2 separate regions of the Mus musculus genome follow, and region 2 is linked to region 1. A link is a loop called in an ENCODE intact Hi-C map of the cell type or tissue named here. Cell type or tissue: left cerebral cortex. All regions are shown on one strand. Each heading gives the region's core, and the rest is flanking DNA. Links, peaks and the distances in the headings are about the cores only.

What was found. Peaks named below come from ENCODE experiments on the same cell type or tissue, not always from the same donor. Only the 100,000 strongest peaks of a DNase experiment are listed, where the experiment ranks them.
Region 2: a loop joins it to region 1, with 1.8 times the contacts of the local background. A loop is called at or near these places in 2 of 42 quality-filtered maps.

Annotation. Positions count from the first base shown.
Region 1 is chr1:155,512,315-155,520,100 of GRCm38, forward strand. No RefSeq gene overlaps it. Among named protein-coding and RNA genes, the nearest start is that of Gm5532, 11 kb to the right of the region's middle. In left cerebral cortex, for the core only: a CTCF peak has its summit at 4,484 (motif pointing left); DNase peaks (open chromatin) are centred at 4,467 and 4,930.
Region 2 is chr1:155,427,951-155,435,736 of GRCm38, forward strand. It overlaps Gm31713 (a long non-coding RNA gene), which reads right to left. Exons shown (of 4, transcript XR_387503.3): 2 at 4,089-4,315; 3 at 3,241-3,301; 4 at 1-5. Among named protein-coding and RNA genes, the nearest start is that of Gm31713, 6.7 kb to the right of the region's middle. In left cerebral cortex, for the core only: no CTCF peak of the experiment used is centred there; a DNase peak (open chromatin) is centred at 3,495.

The DNA.
Region 1 (7,786 bases), core at 1,646-6,645:
TGCTTCTGTTCAGAGGCTCTTTCATTTGGGGACCACCAGAACGCACTGAGAAGGCACTGCTGAGGGCATCAGAATAACAAGTCCTGAAGGTGTTAATGCTGCAGACAGACGTAGGGAATGGCTGCCCCCTCCTGTTTATCCCGCCTAAAGCTCATCTCCGTGTTTCTGCTGGACTCACTTTCTGCAAGCGTTTGCAAGCTGTCACCTTCTCAACATAACCCCGTCTGACCCCTCTGCATTTGCTACCTTGTCCTAGACAGATCACCCTACTTGCTCTCCCTTTTTTCCCTCTGGAACTTGACGCCTACTAACATTCCGTGTAATCTGATCATTTGCTGTGTAACTCATTCATTGGCTGTATTGACCTGCCGGTTTCATCACCTAGAAATAGGTTCCTTTTTTAATTTACACACTTGATACATCCCTGGAACACTGGCTCCTAAGAGGCTCAGTGGATATTTGCTAGACTCAAGACTTGCTAGGTGTGGTAGCGCACGCCTTCGATCCGAGCACTCGAAAGGCAGAGGCAGGCAGATCTCTGAGTTCAAGGTCAACCTGGTCTACAGAGTGAGTTCCAGGAGAGTCGGTGCCACACAAAGAAATCCTGTCTCAAAAAACCAAAATCAACCAAACAAAGGAGATTTGTTGTTGATACTGATTCTGTTGGGTATGTTGGCTCATGCCAGTAATACCAGCACTTGGGAGGCTGAGGCTGGAGGATTTCTATGAGTTCCAGGCCAGTTTGAGACTATTTTCTACCTGTTTCTATTTTCATGCATAGATATTTCCTTTGCATAGATGTCTCCTCTAGAGCCGGAAGAGTTAAGGGTGAGCAGTTAAGAGCACTGGCTGAGCCGGGCGTGGTGGCGCAGGCCTTTAGTCCCAGCACTCGGGAGGCAGAGGCAGGCAGATTTTGAAGTTCGAGGCCAGCCTGGTCTACAAAGTGAGTTCCAGGACAGCCAGGGCTATACAGAAAAACCCTGTCTCGAAAAACCAAAAAAAAAAAAAAAAAAAAAAAAAAAAAAAAAAAAAACTGGCTGCTCTTACAAAGGGCCTGGGTTCAGTTCCCAGCACCTACTTAGGGGTTCACAGCCATCCATAACTCCAATTCCAGAAGATCCAGCATCCTATTCTGGTCTCATGAGCAATACACATATGTAGTGCTCACACATACATGCAGACAAAACATATAAAATAAAGATAGACAGATTTTATTTTTAAAAATATCTCTCAGCCAGGCATGGTGGCACACACCCTTAATCCCAGCACACGGGAGGCAGAGGCAGGTAGATTTCTGAGTTCGAGGCCAGCCTGGTCTACAAAGTGAGTTCCAGGACAGCCAGGGCTATACAGAGGAACCGTGTCTTGAAAAACAAACAAACAAACAAACAAACCTCTCTATTCGTTTTGTTTTGTTTTGTTTTTCAGACAGGGTTTCTCTGTGTAGCCCTGGCTGTCCTGGAACTCACTCTGTAGACCAGGCTGCCCGGCTATCTTTTCTTCTTAAATCGAGCCTTCATCTTTCTACTACAGAGTCAGCTTAGCTCTTTTTAACTATCCACATTAGCTTCCTGGGAGTTATTTTGGTGTCCCTGGTTGTAAAGTCTCTGAGCAGAAACCCTATTCTGAATAACTGGACAAATAGAACCTGAATAAGCGTATGTGGAGCGATGGAAACCTCTTTTCATGCTACAACACAGTGTTCTTAAGACAATAGCTATTATGTTCACTTTATAGGGGAAAAAAAGGCAATTTGCAAAGTCCTTTCATGCTCGAGGTTTTTAATCCTCCTAAGAATTCTTCAGGCTAGGTAGCAAAGGTATTATTATGTTCATTTTACATCTGGGAAAAGAGAAGGTAGGTTAAATTTAGATAGCAGCAGTTGCTTCATCAAGATTAAATGATATCATCATGGAAGTTTCTGGCACAAAGCTGGAACTCAAGATACATTAGTTTCCCCTTCTCTAAGCGATCTCAGAGAAGCTACTGTGATAAACTGATATATATCCTGTTCTCATAATAGTAAGCCAAGTGCTTAACAAATTTTAAGTTCTGTGTCTCTAAATTGTAAGCTGTTGGCCAGTAGCTTGTTTAGTCTCATTTACCTATGAAGTAACAGATTCAGAAAAGCTAATAACTTGCACAAAGTCACACAGCTAGCAAGTGAAATCAAGATTTGAACTCAGCTCCACAATCACAAACTCCCTCAATTACATAAGAATACAATGTCTTGCTGCACAGTGGTGGCACAAGCCTTTAATCCCAGCACTTGGGAGGCAAAGGCAGTCAGATCTCTGTGAGTTTGAGGCCAGCCTGGTCTACAGAGTCAGTTCCAGGATAGCCAGGGCTGTTAACATCAGAAAAACCCTCTCTTGAAAACCCAACCAACCAACAAACCAACTAAGCAAACAAAGAATACAGTGTCCCTTTGGTAGTGTTAGTCACCTTTCTTTACTATGACAAAGTCCCTTTGGCTCACAGTGTCAGAGATTTCAGCCCATGGTCACTGGGCCTAGTTGCCTATGGCAGTGCAGTCATTGTGAGGGGTGGGAGCACACAGTGAAGGAAGTAGCTTACCCCACTGAAATGGGAAACTAAGAAACCAGAAGGAACCAGGGTTCCAAGTGTCCTTTGAGGGCAGAACCCCAGTGGTGTGATTTTATTCCACTAGACCCCACCTTCTAAAGCTTTTAGCAGAGTCGAGTAGAGCTCTGTCCTACAGTGAAAGCTTGGTGTGTTGGTGGCATGTATGGGAAGTGTGAGCACAACCAAGAGCCTTCAGTCACCTGCAAATGGTTTCCTTTGAGAAGGAAATCTCTGGACCCTTCAGAAGTTCCATGGAGTTGCTCCTGCCAATAGCCAGGAGTAGACAGGACTGTAGAAGCCACAGCCATGTTGTCATTTTATACATCACCATCTGGGCGTGAGGCTCTTACTTGGCCTAGCCCTTTGCAGAGACACTGGGATGTAGTTAGCGGTGCAGGTCTCAGGGGTCAAAGATGCAAACAAAGCAAACTCCATTCACCCAGAGTCTGAGGTGGGATTTCTCACCTGGCCAGGTCTTTTTAGGATTCCTGGAAACGCTTCCTGAAAATTCCTTAAACTCTTCTTCAGTTGATCCAAACAGTACCCCTAACACCTTGTCTCTTTTGTACCATCTGTATAACCTTTATCATGTTACCAATTAGTTGGCATCCAAAAGCTACTTCTCAACACTATAATATATCCGTGTTGCACTTGGAGCCTTGAAGCTTGGCAGCTGATCCCACTGAACAAGGTAGAAGTGCAATATTCATCTATTAAGCAACTTCTAAAAAACAACTCCCCCCAAAACTTCCAAATTTGAGATGGACACTTACCAAAGGCATAGCCCACCCCACCCCACCCCCTTTTAATTCTTTAAAAAGTCTATCTTTTATGCTCATAGGCAAACCTCTTTGCTCAGTAGACACACAGTAATCAGTGGCATGTGATGGCTAGTGAATGAATTGTTGGAATAGATTGTCTTTAATCGAGGCAGTAGTGATGATATACAGCCTTGCTCTATGAGGTCTGTGTTCCCTTTACATGTCCTCCCTCCCCTTCTCAGACACATTAAACCATCACATATACCTTCAATGCACACTCTCTGCCATTCACCCCAGGCCTGGCACAAGTGAGACCACCTGAGTACTTTCTCTACGTGGCTTCATCCAAGGGTAGGTTCCTGCCAAATAATTACTTTCCAGGAACCATATGACTCGGTTCTGTTTCTGTAACACAGCCAGGGTGGTGTGCCAAAGAGTTATGTGCAAAGATGGATCTTATTCATTCCATGCCATTGTATCAGAAAAATCCACCATCAGGCTGTTTGCCCATTAATTAAATTGCCTAGTGAGGATGGAAGAGCGGGAAAGGATTCGGCAAGCTGTTTCTTCCTGTGTTTAAATGGATTTATATTAAACTTTGAAAGAGGATTATGCTTTTTGTCCTTCCTTAATATTGAACCCATTACAATGAGTTGAAAACGGAAAAGAAATGTGATTATGTGATTTCCTTTTTCTATTAAATTATTTTTTGCCGCTATTTGTCATTTCGATATCTTCATTAAAATGTGGTCATCTTTCAAAATAAAGACTGGATCTTATTCCAGGGTGATTACAGAAAAGAGAGCTGGCCAGAGAATCAGAGAAGCTGCTGTTTCTGAACCATATGAGATTTAAACATGGAACTTCTCTTCCCAAGCCAAGTTGTCCTTAAAAAAAAAAAAAATGTGATCTTCGTGGGCTGCCTTAACTGCCTACCTGCCTCTAAGCCTTGATACTCCAGCAGGATGTGTTATTGCGTACGTTAAGGATGAGACCTTTCGTTTTCTTTGTAGGAGACTGCTGAGATTAATAATGAGCATTCTGTTACAAAAGACACCAAAAACCAGGTCAACAACCTCCGAATCCTGTGTGGAGAAGGCAGAGAAAATGGCGATGAGAAGGGAAGGAGGCATCAGACTGCCCCCTAGTGGCAATCGGGGTATGACACGGAAGGTGGTGGTAGCAGGGGGCCACCAGGTAGCAAGACCTGCAGAGAAAGAAGTGGGGGAGGGGAAGGAAGGAAGGAGAGAGGGAGGGAGGGAGGGAGAGAGGGAGAGAGGGAGGGAGGGAGAGAGGGAGGGAGGGAGGGAGGGAAGGAAGGAAGGAAGGAAGGAAGGAAGGAAGGAAGGAAGGAAGGAAGGAAGGAAGGAAGGAAGGAAGGAAGGAAGGAAAGATGGATGGACCTAAGGAGAAGTCACCTTCATTTCCTATAAGGGCATTTAAATACCATAGAGGAAAAACAGAAAATAATAACGTGTTTCATGCAAATTGGGCTCCAGATCGCTGGCTTTCTTTTTAATGCCTGCCACTTTATATTCAGTTCACTGCTCCGGTGAGCACAATGAAATGTTGCAATTCCATTAAAAACCTCAAAGAAAACAAATCCCCGGTCCTTCAGAGCTAGCAGGAAAGCACTTTAAAAGCTTTGCAAAAGCTATCATTTGTGCATTCAGAAAACCATTAGGACTGCCTCCTTTGGAAATATGTGTGATTTCTTGTCATCTAATTTTAAACATTTAAATTTTCTTTCAGTGACCCTTATCCTCAAGCACAAATTTCTCATGCCTCGCCAGACAACGAAATCAATTTCTAGGATGCTGAGATGTGGACTGGATTTATTATAGTAAAGAGACAGGTCTGTCAGGAGGAAAATTAGAGAGAGGAGTCGGAGAGGTGGCATACATTTGAACACTGAGAAATACAGCAAGGTACATGAGGGTTTCCAGACAGCCACGCAGCTGAGAAAGAAAGGTGGCTGCCAACTGGATAATGGAGATGTCAAAGGTCCAGACTGGGTCACACTGCACACATCTTTTCTCCCTTACAAGTCTTGGATGTGGGCATGCGTGACTGGCAAAGGCATGAGAACCCTGGGGCAGCCTCTTCAGCTTGAACCCCATCTCTGTTGCTCACTTAACGGACCTGGGAGAGATTGCTGTCTTCAAGTAGCCTTGAGAGAAAAATTCAAGGTAACCCAGAGCAAACTTGACGCTCTTTCATTTATCAAGACTAACATCTCCTTTTGTGCCCACCAAACCTGGTTTAAATAAGTTTATGAAGCTGGTGTGCTTTCCAGATTCCTCTTGTAAAGGAGAAAGTGTGTGTGTGTGTGTGTGTGTGTGTGTGTGTGTGTGTGTGTGTGTGTGTGTGTTGTGTGTGTGTGTACAAACATGAGGGTTGTGGGCTTTGGAGCCAGATTATCAGGGCTGAGTTAAATGCCAGGTCTGTCCCTGACTAGCCAGGTGTCCAACCTCTGTCTCTATAAGGTCATTATCTTCATCACTGGAATAGGATAAACAATAAATGGTGGCTTATTATTTTTCATCCTTGATATTTGAGACATGGTGTTATGGGGAGCCCACCAGCAATGACTACTCAGATACAGTTTATAGCCAATTCAAAGTCTTAATTCCAGCCAGCTGGGACTAATACTCAGGTATTCAGGACCCACGTGTAGCATCTAGTGTTTAGAGTATGTTTTTAAAGGCAAAAAAACCTGGCATCTCTCTCAGCAGCTGAAGGAGAAGTTTTACCCAGGCAAGCAGTTTAACAGAAGCTAAGATAAGCAGTTAGCTGGAGAGGGGGGTTTGTACAAGCAGGCAGTTTGGCAGAAGCTTAGATAAGGTAGTTGGGGCATCGTGACCTTGGGTCCCTAGAATAGAGTTGGGTAATTTTCCACAGGGCTTCTCATCAAGAGCAAATTATAGCCAAATCTAACATGGTCTCAGCAAGAATTCAAGGTGGATGAATCTCTTACACTGGTTTGCCCTGTCACAATGGAGCTATATCATCTGGTCAAGTTGAGCAGGTATTAACACATCACTTGGGGTTGGGGGTATAGCTTGATGGTTCAGCACTTGCCTAGCATACAAGAGCTCCTTAGTTTAATCACCAGCAGGGTGAAAATAAATAAAAAATAAAATCCAAATGGCAAAAAGGAAATCATAACTTACTTAACATCTGAAACAGGAAGATCCTTCACAGAATATTTGATTTTTCTCTTCTTAAAATTTTATTTACCTTTGTGTAGTCTGCACACACACCATACGGCACATGCAGAGAGGTGAGAGTTGGTACTAACTCAAGTTGTCAGACTTCATGTACTGAGAATTCTAGAATTTCTGTTTCTTTTTTAAAAAAATACAAGAAACATTATAAGAATATGTTGTCATTTTAATCCCAGGTATGGGACATGGGGCTGCTTCAGACTGTCCACAGCAGCTGACTATGATCGGCCTTATGTTCTAGCATGAGCATGCTTTTGCCAGCTACAGATCGTTTCTGCTATTGTGTGGTGTTTGGAATTCTGGGGACTTTTCAGGGCTAGGGCCCTGATGTGGTAATTTGTTAATCTGCTCTAAACTCCCCAGCTGGTGTGCATGTGTTTCTTGCTATCGCCCCAATAGTCTGGATTCTTGAAAGACACAATTTCAAAACCTTATATTTTAAATGCCTTCACCAGCTCAATGGCTGGGCCACTCCCTAACTCCACATGGCTAACACACACTCCTCTTCAATATTCCCTAGCTAATACTTACTAAATCTATATTTTATCGTTACTGCCCTGGTCTCTGCCTGGCAGCCCTCTTGGGGCCGCTTTCCCCCTGCACCTACATATCAGCCGTCTCATCCTCCTGCATGTTCCCGGTGTGGTCCATCTCCTATGCCCACATTCCTGGAGAATCCACTCTTCCTGCTCCCAGGAATCCTAAAGGTCCTCTGTCTCACTGCTCAGCCAGCGGCCACAGTAACTTTACTGGCCAGTCAAAGACCCACTGAGGACAGGCTTCCTTTAGTCCTACGTGCAGGACAAGGTAAACAGGGTTTTGGGTAGCATAATTAACATGAGAACACACACCACTACAGGTCCTCCAAAGAGGGTAGTTGGTTGGAGGTTGGTTATTGTTGGTTGCTATTGGTCTCAATTTGTTAAGTAGTCATGTGTGAAGAAGAAACAACAAGAAGAAATGAGGTATCCTAATTGTGATGATCAAACTTGCCCCAAGAAACCTGACACCCTTAATCAGAAGAAAGTAGTTGAACAATAACATTGCCCCCTTTCCCCTTTATCCTTTTTTCTTTCCTATCTAGTGTTAGTGGGTTGAAAGGCTGGAGAAGGGGGGAAGAAAGGAGAAGCTAAAGGTAGTTAAGGCCAGCTATAGTGCATGCACCAATGATCCTAACACTTAGAGGCATTGACAGGAGGCTCAGGCCTTCAG
Region 2 (7,786 bases), core at 1,030-6,029, 85 kb before region 1:
TGCTTCTGCCAAGAAGGTAAAGGAAAGAGACAATGACTTCGCTGGTCTCACCATGTACCTTGGCTCCTACAAGCACAGGTACAGAGTGATGGAATAGCCCGTTGGTTTCTCCGTGATAGTTGGGAGCTGTGCTACCAGAGATGATGCTCTTACCAAACTTAGCAAACTCATATCGTTATGTTTACAAGGGAAACCCTTTACCAACTGCGCTCTCAATAGATAAATAGAGAGATAGACAGACAGACATAGATATATAAGATCCACACCATAGCCCAGGCTAGCTTCAAACTCACTGTAGCCCTGGCTGGCCTCTAACCCAAGGCAACAACTGTTCCTGCTTTATACTCCACAATGCTGGGACTGCAGGCCCAATATGGTCCTTCCTGATGCTAAGTCAACAAGTAGAAGAGTGTTCATTTGCTGTTGAAGTGGTTGATTCTGACTTTCAGGTTGAAATAGATGGTGAAGGGGCTGGGGTGGGTAGGTTGGAGTGCATCCTAAAAACAAGGGGACTCAGCAGAGCACCCCTTATAATGCTTCCAACAGTAAAAGTTGAGTGTGTTTCAGCACCTAGCAGCAGGAGCAACAAGAACTCAAACTTCTTGGGATATAGGTTTCAGATAGCAGGTGAGGAAGTATAACCAGCCCAAGTGCTGACTGAGGAGCCCAGAGAGAAGTGGAAGAAAGCTGGAGATGCCAAGCCTGGACTTAAACAGAAGTGAGTTCCTCTGTCAGAGCTACTGCAGTGTTCTTCCTTGTTATGTTATCTAGAACATACTAAATTTCTTTTATTCATCTTCCCTAGCTTTCAGTGGTGTGTGTGTGTGTGTGTGTGTGTGTGTGTGTGTGTGTGTGTGTGTGTGTGTGTGTGTGTATGTTTTACCAGGATCAAACTTAGAGCCTTTCACATGGTAAGCAAGCACTCTACCACCGAGCTAATATCCCTAGCCTGGTAATTTTTCTTATTATTTTGTTGGAAGTGGTGAACTTTATGTAGAGCCTTAGGTTAAAGGTATTGGGACCAAATTTCAAGTCCCCCGGAGTTCCTTATAGCCAGCAACCCACTCCTCCAACCCTCCCAAGGATATTGTAAACATCCAATTCCCTGAAGTTAGCCCCACCTGCTTTAAATTGCTAGGGTAGTTTTCTGTTATCTGCACATAAACCCTGACCAAAAAAAAAAAAAAAAAAAAAAAGGCAATACAAATAAAACAGCCCCAAATGAATGAAAGGTAGGTTATTTTGGTTTGGGATCAAAATGATTAGCAAACAGTGGCTTAGGTTATTTGTTTTGGGTTACTTACAAGAGCCTTTTGCTTTCTGTTCAGGCAATAAAAATTGCTGCAGGCCATCATGTAGCTGGCTTTGACATGGCTTTGTCTTTCATTACACTCACAGATGTCTGGATCAAAGAATCACTATTTTCTGCTAATGCTTTAAAGTTAGAGAAATAACCTTTCCCAAATTGCACTGCGATCCTTAGGGACAGATACCATGCCTATCTCAGTCACTCTTAACAGCACTTAACATAGCAAATGCCACAGAGCAATACAAGTAGGCTCTTTAATACAGGAGGTTTCGTTCTTTCCTTTGCGCCCCTTCAGGAGTGATCTGAATGACAAGTTCCGAATCTATGAAGATGTGTTCTTTTCACAAAAGATATGTGATTAGAATCCAGATCAACACCCCCCCCCCCAGCTCATACGATAGAGGGAATTTAAGTGTGAGAGACCTACGAGCGAGCATGCAGTGGGAAAGAGAGAACCTCCAGAAAGTGAGAGGTCTGAAGCATTTACCCGGTGGGACCATGCCAAGGTGTCCCCCTGAGAAATTACAGCATGTAGCAGACCTGGTATGAAGGGGAGTTACTTGGGAAAAGGGACAGGAGCGAGGCCTGGAGAAGTGGTAGAGGCAGACAGACAGGAGCAGAGCCGTGAGGGCAGAGAAGGGAGGATTGAGAAGGACAGGGGGTGGGGGTGGGGGTGGGGAAACTGGCCAGGAACACATGGGAACAGAAGAGAACTGGGTGGTGAGCAGTCGTTTTATATGCTACCAACACCTGATGGCAGCAAGTGATGATGTAAGTCTTTACTAGGTCCCTGGGAGGAGCCTAGCTAAATTGCCTGTATCATTGGCCTTGTAATTGCTTGTAAAAAAAAAAAAAAAAAAGGTCTTGGACCAAATTTATTAAATTCATGACTTGTCATATTTAGTTGCCAGCACATTTAATCAAAAATATGCACCCAGTATCAAAATCTAAAATAGGTCTCGAGCTGACGGCGTGCTCAGTGGGTAAAGGTGTTTGCCACCAAGCCTGATGACCTGAGTTCTATCCCTGGGTGACATAAAGTAGAAGCAGAGAGCTACTCCCACAAACTGCCCTCTATCTCACCATGAGAACCCTGCTCCAGCATGTGTACAAGTACACACACATGTATACACACTAAATAAGTGAGTAAATATCAAAAAAGAAAGTTAAGGTCTCAGTAGCTGAGCAAGGCCTGGGTTGGATCCTTAACAAATGAATGAATTAATTAACAACTTAATTAATTAAAAATCCTGATCTCACAAAATCTTAGCTTTAATTTTCAGGCTTTTCTTAATGATCATGTTAATTTTAGTATATCCTAGTTGTAGAAAATTTAGAATGTCTAAAAAGTATAGAGCAACACACACACACTGCACAGTAAGCTCCTATCACATCATCCAGAAAAAAAATAATATCAACATTTGAACATACTGGTTTTGTCTTTTTAGATAAACACAGTTCTGTCATTAGAAAAAGTGTGATATTTGGAGCAGAAGCTGAGCCCTCTTTCTTAAATCTTTAGTGACCTCAACACCAAGATACAAGTCTCTAGGGAAGAGCTGCTCTCTTCAGAGACACCTCCACAAGCTACCCCAAGCCTCTGACCTGAACAGGGAGAAGGAGGCCCTTTTACCATGACAGACTAGCCAGGCAGGGAAGACCAGCATCTTCAGCAAACACTTCACAATTCCTTATGACACATAGGTTTTGTTTGGTTGGTTTTGGTTTTGGTTTTGGTTTTTTCCCTAGCTCTGGGCAGATAGGGAGAAGGGTGTGCCTATGTAAAGGGTTGTGTGTCCAAATGACTGGAAGAGTGAAAGGTAAAGATCTGAAATTTTACTGGGCATGGGCATGTTGAAGACAACTTCTGTAGGCTCGAGGAATGAGAGTCATGGAAGAAGGGAGGAGGCATCAAGAAGGGAAATGCCTACCTTATTAGCAAAAACTGTTATCTCCTTCTGCTGTCTCTTCAAGGTGAACTGTGATAACAGTCTTTAAAAACAAACAAACAAACAAGCAAAAGCATTTGTTTATTCACTGAAATCCTGATAGGCCATACAGCTCATCCTTAAAGAGGAAAACCAAATGCCCCATCTGGAGATAAATCAGGCACTTGGCCTTGCTCAGTGGTATATTCTTGAGAAGCATTAAAATAGATCCTCTGTGGTGACGCCAGTGCTAATTTCAAGGTTGTTTGGATTCAGGCTGGAATAATTCAGTCATCTACATTGTTAATACTTTCTTTTCAAACTTCTCTGGAAAGAAGCTTGCTTACTCTTCTTCTAAAATATCTCCTGCATCTGTCCCTGAGTCTACAGTTTCAGCCACTGCAGTGTTTTGAATGAGAACAGCTCCCATAGACTCATCTGTTTGAATGTTTGGGCCCTTCTTAGTGAAACTGTTTGGGAAGGATTAGGAGGTGTGGCCTTGTTGGAGGAGGTGTAGCTTTGTTGGAGGAGGTCACTGGAGAGTGAGCTTCTAAGCAAGCCCCTAATTGACTGCTTTCCTTTGTAAGAGTTGCCTTGGTCATGGTGTCTCTTCATAGCAATAGAACAGTGACTATGATAGCTGCCATCCTCTCTCATCTCAACCTGGTCTCTTGGTTGATCCTCCTTCATCCTGACTCCTTGCCTACTCAGCACTCAGAATGATCTTTTAAAACATAAACTTTATTGTATCTTTCTTCTGTTTACAATTCTCCGATGCTTCCCAGGCAGGCGTGGTAGACTCCCCATCCCTTGCCGTTGACACTCAGGGTCTCACTCTTTTCTTTTCTCACCTTTTCCTCAATTCATGGCGCCAAAGATTCCGTGCTTTTGCTTTTGTCTCCTCCAAACCATCAAGCTACTTCCTTAAGACCTTTCCATGTGCTGTTCTTCTGAGTAGCATGCTCTTCCTGTGACTGGGTATACAGCTCAGTTGATAGAGTGCTTGCCTAGCATGCAGGAAGCACTGGGTTCAATCCCTAGCACTGTATAAACTGGACTTGGTGAACACCTCTATTGCCTGCAAATGGGAGTAGAGACAAGATAATCGGAAGTTAAAAATCACCTTCAACTTGCCAAAGCAAGGCCAGCCTGGGTCATGTGAGTCCCTGTCTTAGAAAGGGGGGGGAAAGCTGCAGTTTTTCTCCTCTTCTCTCCAGACAGCCTTCAAACTTCAGATTAAATGTTAAAGACTACCCATGCCCAATCTAATTTAGGTTCTCCCAGAGATACACAGTAACCTATTTATTTCTTCCACAGTTTTCACTAAAGTTTGTCACTCTAGGTCTGCTTGCATGATTGTTATGGTCTGGGTTCCCCACCAGATTGTGGGTTCAGGGAAGTGCCAAGGTCCAGCCTCAGTTTGGTTGAGGACCTGAGGAAGCAGTGTTTGGAAGTGGTGAAATCAATGAGGTGGGGTACAAGCAGACAGCCTTGTGTTCTTCGTGAGACAGCTCTCCTGAGATTTCCAGGCAACTCTCTGCTAGAGAGAGCTCTCTTGTGCTAGAAAAAAAAATCTAAAAGAGCTATGTTCTCTCTTAAGTAGATCTCTCTGGGTAGCTCTGTCTTGCAGACCAAAGCCCAGACTTTTATTTACATATCAATTTAGTCAGTTATTCCAGGTTCTCTTTTGATTATCAGTATGTTATGTTCTTAGTTCCTTGATTCTTAGAAGAAGACAACAAGTATATTTTTTAACACAGCAAATGAATTCAGAGATCTGTCCACCTTTGTAACCACAGACAATAAGCTAGCTGGGTGGAATCTCCTTCTCAGACTGTCATTCCTACAAAGCTTGGGCCTAAACTAGCTCTGTCCTAGGCTGACCTTGAGTTTAGGAATCTGCCTGCCTTTGTAAAACACAGAGAACGAACTTAGCTAGGTAGAAGGTTGACCTGAGGTCACCACTCCCAAAAATCTCTTTATCTCCTTCCTTAATATTTTCTGACCAGCTATATTTTGCATAGTTGAGAAATTATATATTCTTGAACTAGTGTCTTCAGAGTTCTTTTCCACAGCCTTAAGGTCTGTCCTGAAGCCTTTACTTTTTTGCTAAGGACATTAGACATACCCTTGCCTCCCAGACTCATGCTATCTCTGACTATCATGGAGTTATTAACCTTGACAAATGGGACTTTCCCTGATAATGGTAGGGAGCACACCTCCCAAAGGAGGTAAATTATGTACATTAATATACAAACAAGCCTATGCCCAGAGCAACCAGTCAGCACTCATGGAGGCCCATGCCCTGCCAGCTCTGCTCCAGAGGTGGAAACTGTGTCATACCATCCCTTCCACATAGTAGGACTTGACAGTGAAGATACAGGTTTTTTGTTTCTGTTCTGTCCCTTAGTGTATGGCACAGTGCTAACATATAATTGATGCTTGGTTATCTATCTATCAATCTATCTATCTACCAATGTGTCTATCTATCAATTCTTATATATTTTTATCTTTATGTCTCCTTCTTTCTTTCTTGGCTTTTCAAGACAGGATTTTTCTATGTAGCCCTAGCTGTCCTGGAACTTACTATGCAAACCTTGCTGACCTTGAACTCACAAAAATAAAGGCTTGTACCACCAAACTTAGTCTCAGTGTTTCTTGAATGGAGGACTTAGGTAATCTAGATCCAAAGATTAAAAAAAAAACAAAAAAAAAAAACAGGTTCCCGAAAGCTTTGTGTTTTCTGCTACTACAAGGAATACAAGGAACACTTGATAAGTCTTTGTACATAGACTGAATAACAACCAACTTTAGATTGATATCCTGTGTGGGAGGAAAGGCATCTCTCATCTTAGAGACAGATAGGAATAAAGACATGCAGGTATAATTATAATCAAGCCTTTTCTTATTGTGGTGAAAGTGAAAGTTGTCATGGTGAGGACTAGGTGCAAACATTTATAATTACTTTAATAACAGGAATACTCACAAGAAGGATAAATCAAAACATACTCTTGTTAAATCTTTCTGGGCGTGGCTGTGTTATCCAATAGTGACAGATGTGGACTGGTACCAAGCATCTCAGTCAGTGGATTTAGCCGATTTGGCAAGAGATGTGTTAAAATCGAATGTATGGTATACATTCAGGAATAGCCTTTCTACAGGGGAGAAATTCTTTTCATCCCTTTAGCAGCAGGCACAAGAAATAGCACAACCTAACAGTTATCAAGGAGAAACCTTATGCTACAGTTACATTTTTAGGGAAATTAGTTCCAAAGTCTATCAGAGGAAACCATAGTCATAGCTTGAGAAGCTAATTGCTACTTACTGTAGGCCTCCTGGTGGAAATGATTGTTCAGAGACACGCTGCTTGTAGCTTGCTTTTACTAATCAAACTCTCACCCAAAGTTAATAATATACTGTTTAGAATTAACTGACCTTTGAAAAGGAACAATGTAACAGTCTTACGGTGCTTTGGATTCGTGATGTAAGTGTCTCTCATAAGCTCAGATGAATGTATAGCATTGAATGCTTCAATCCTACCCCACGTTTCCTGCTTCTCCTTCCTGAGCCATTCATGCCCCTGATTCAGAACAATATATGCATGTGTAAGATGTGGTGATTAGACCTAAGGTCACTGGCTGGAAACAGAGAGATGCTGAAAACATGTCTCCCACAGAAAATGTTTAAAACAACATGTGGTCTTGGAATGAGAACACCTGTTTGTCTCTTTGTGTTCTGTTCTGAGTTGATAGGGTCAAAAAACCAATCTCTCACTTTGTGTGACTCCTGTAAAAGACTGATCAAGACAAAACTTCTTCCTTCTTTATCCATAGCATGGTTGCTGGGTTAGTCAGCAAGGAGAAAGGATGCCCTTTGTTTGAAAGACTAGAACTCAGCTGGGTGTGGTGGCACACACCTTTAATCCCAGTACTCGGGAGGCATAGACAGGTGAGTCCCTGTGATTCTGAGGCTACTACCTTTGTCTACATAGAGTTCTAGGACAGCCAAAGCCACATAATGAGACCCTGAGAGAGAGAGAGAGAGAGAGAGAGAGAGAGAGAGAGAGAGAGAGAGAGAGAGAGAGAGAGATTCAGAAAAGATAGGGCTCACACTTATTTTAATGACCCCAAGATCCAAGAGTTAGACTGTTTTTGTTTTTCGAGACAGGGTTTCTCTGTATAGCCCTGACTGTCCTGGAACTCACTTTGTAGACCAGGTTGGCCTCGAACTCAGAAATCCGCCTGCCTCTGCCTCCCGAGTGCTGAGATTAAAGGCATGTGCCATCACGCCCTGCTAGAGTTAGACTCTTATGTGACGTTTCTTCAATTCCTGTTGACTTCTGGGCATGTTTGGGACTAGCAGAAGTTTTATTTGTGACAGCTGATACCAATAACTACCATCAGACCAGGTGGAAAGAAAGACTCACTGGTTTGCTTCAAGGACTCCTGTTCAAGGGCAGTACCAGCAGGCCAGCAGGAGGGGATGAGTAAGTCTTAAATGGCAGCTTCATTCTGATTGGTCTCTAGCCCTGCAGAGCTCAGGGAGGAGA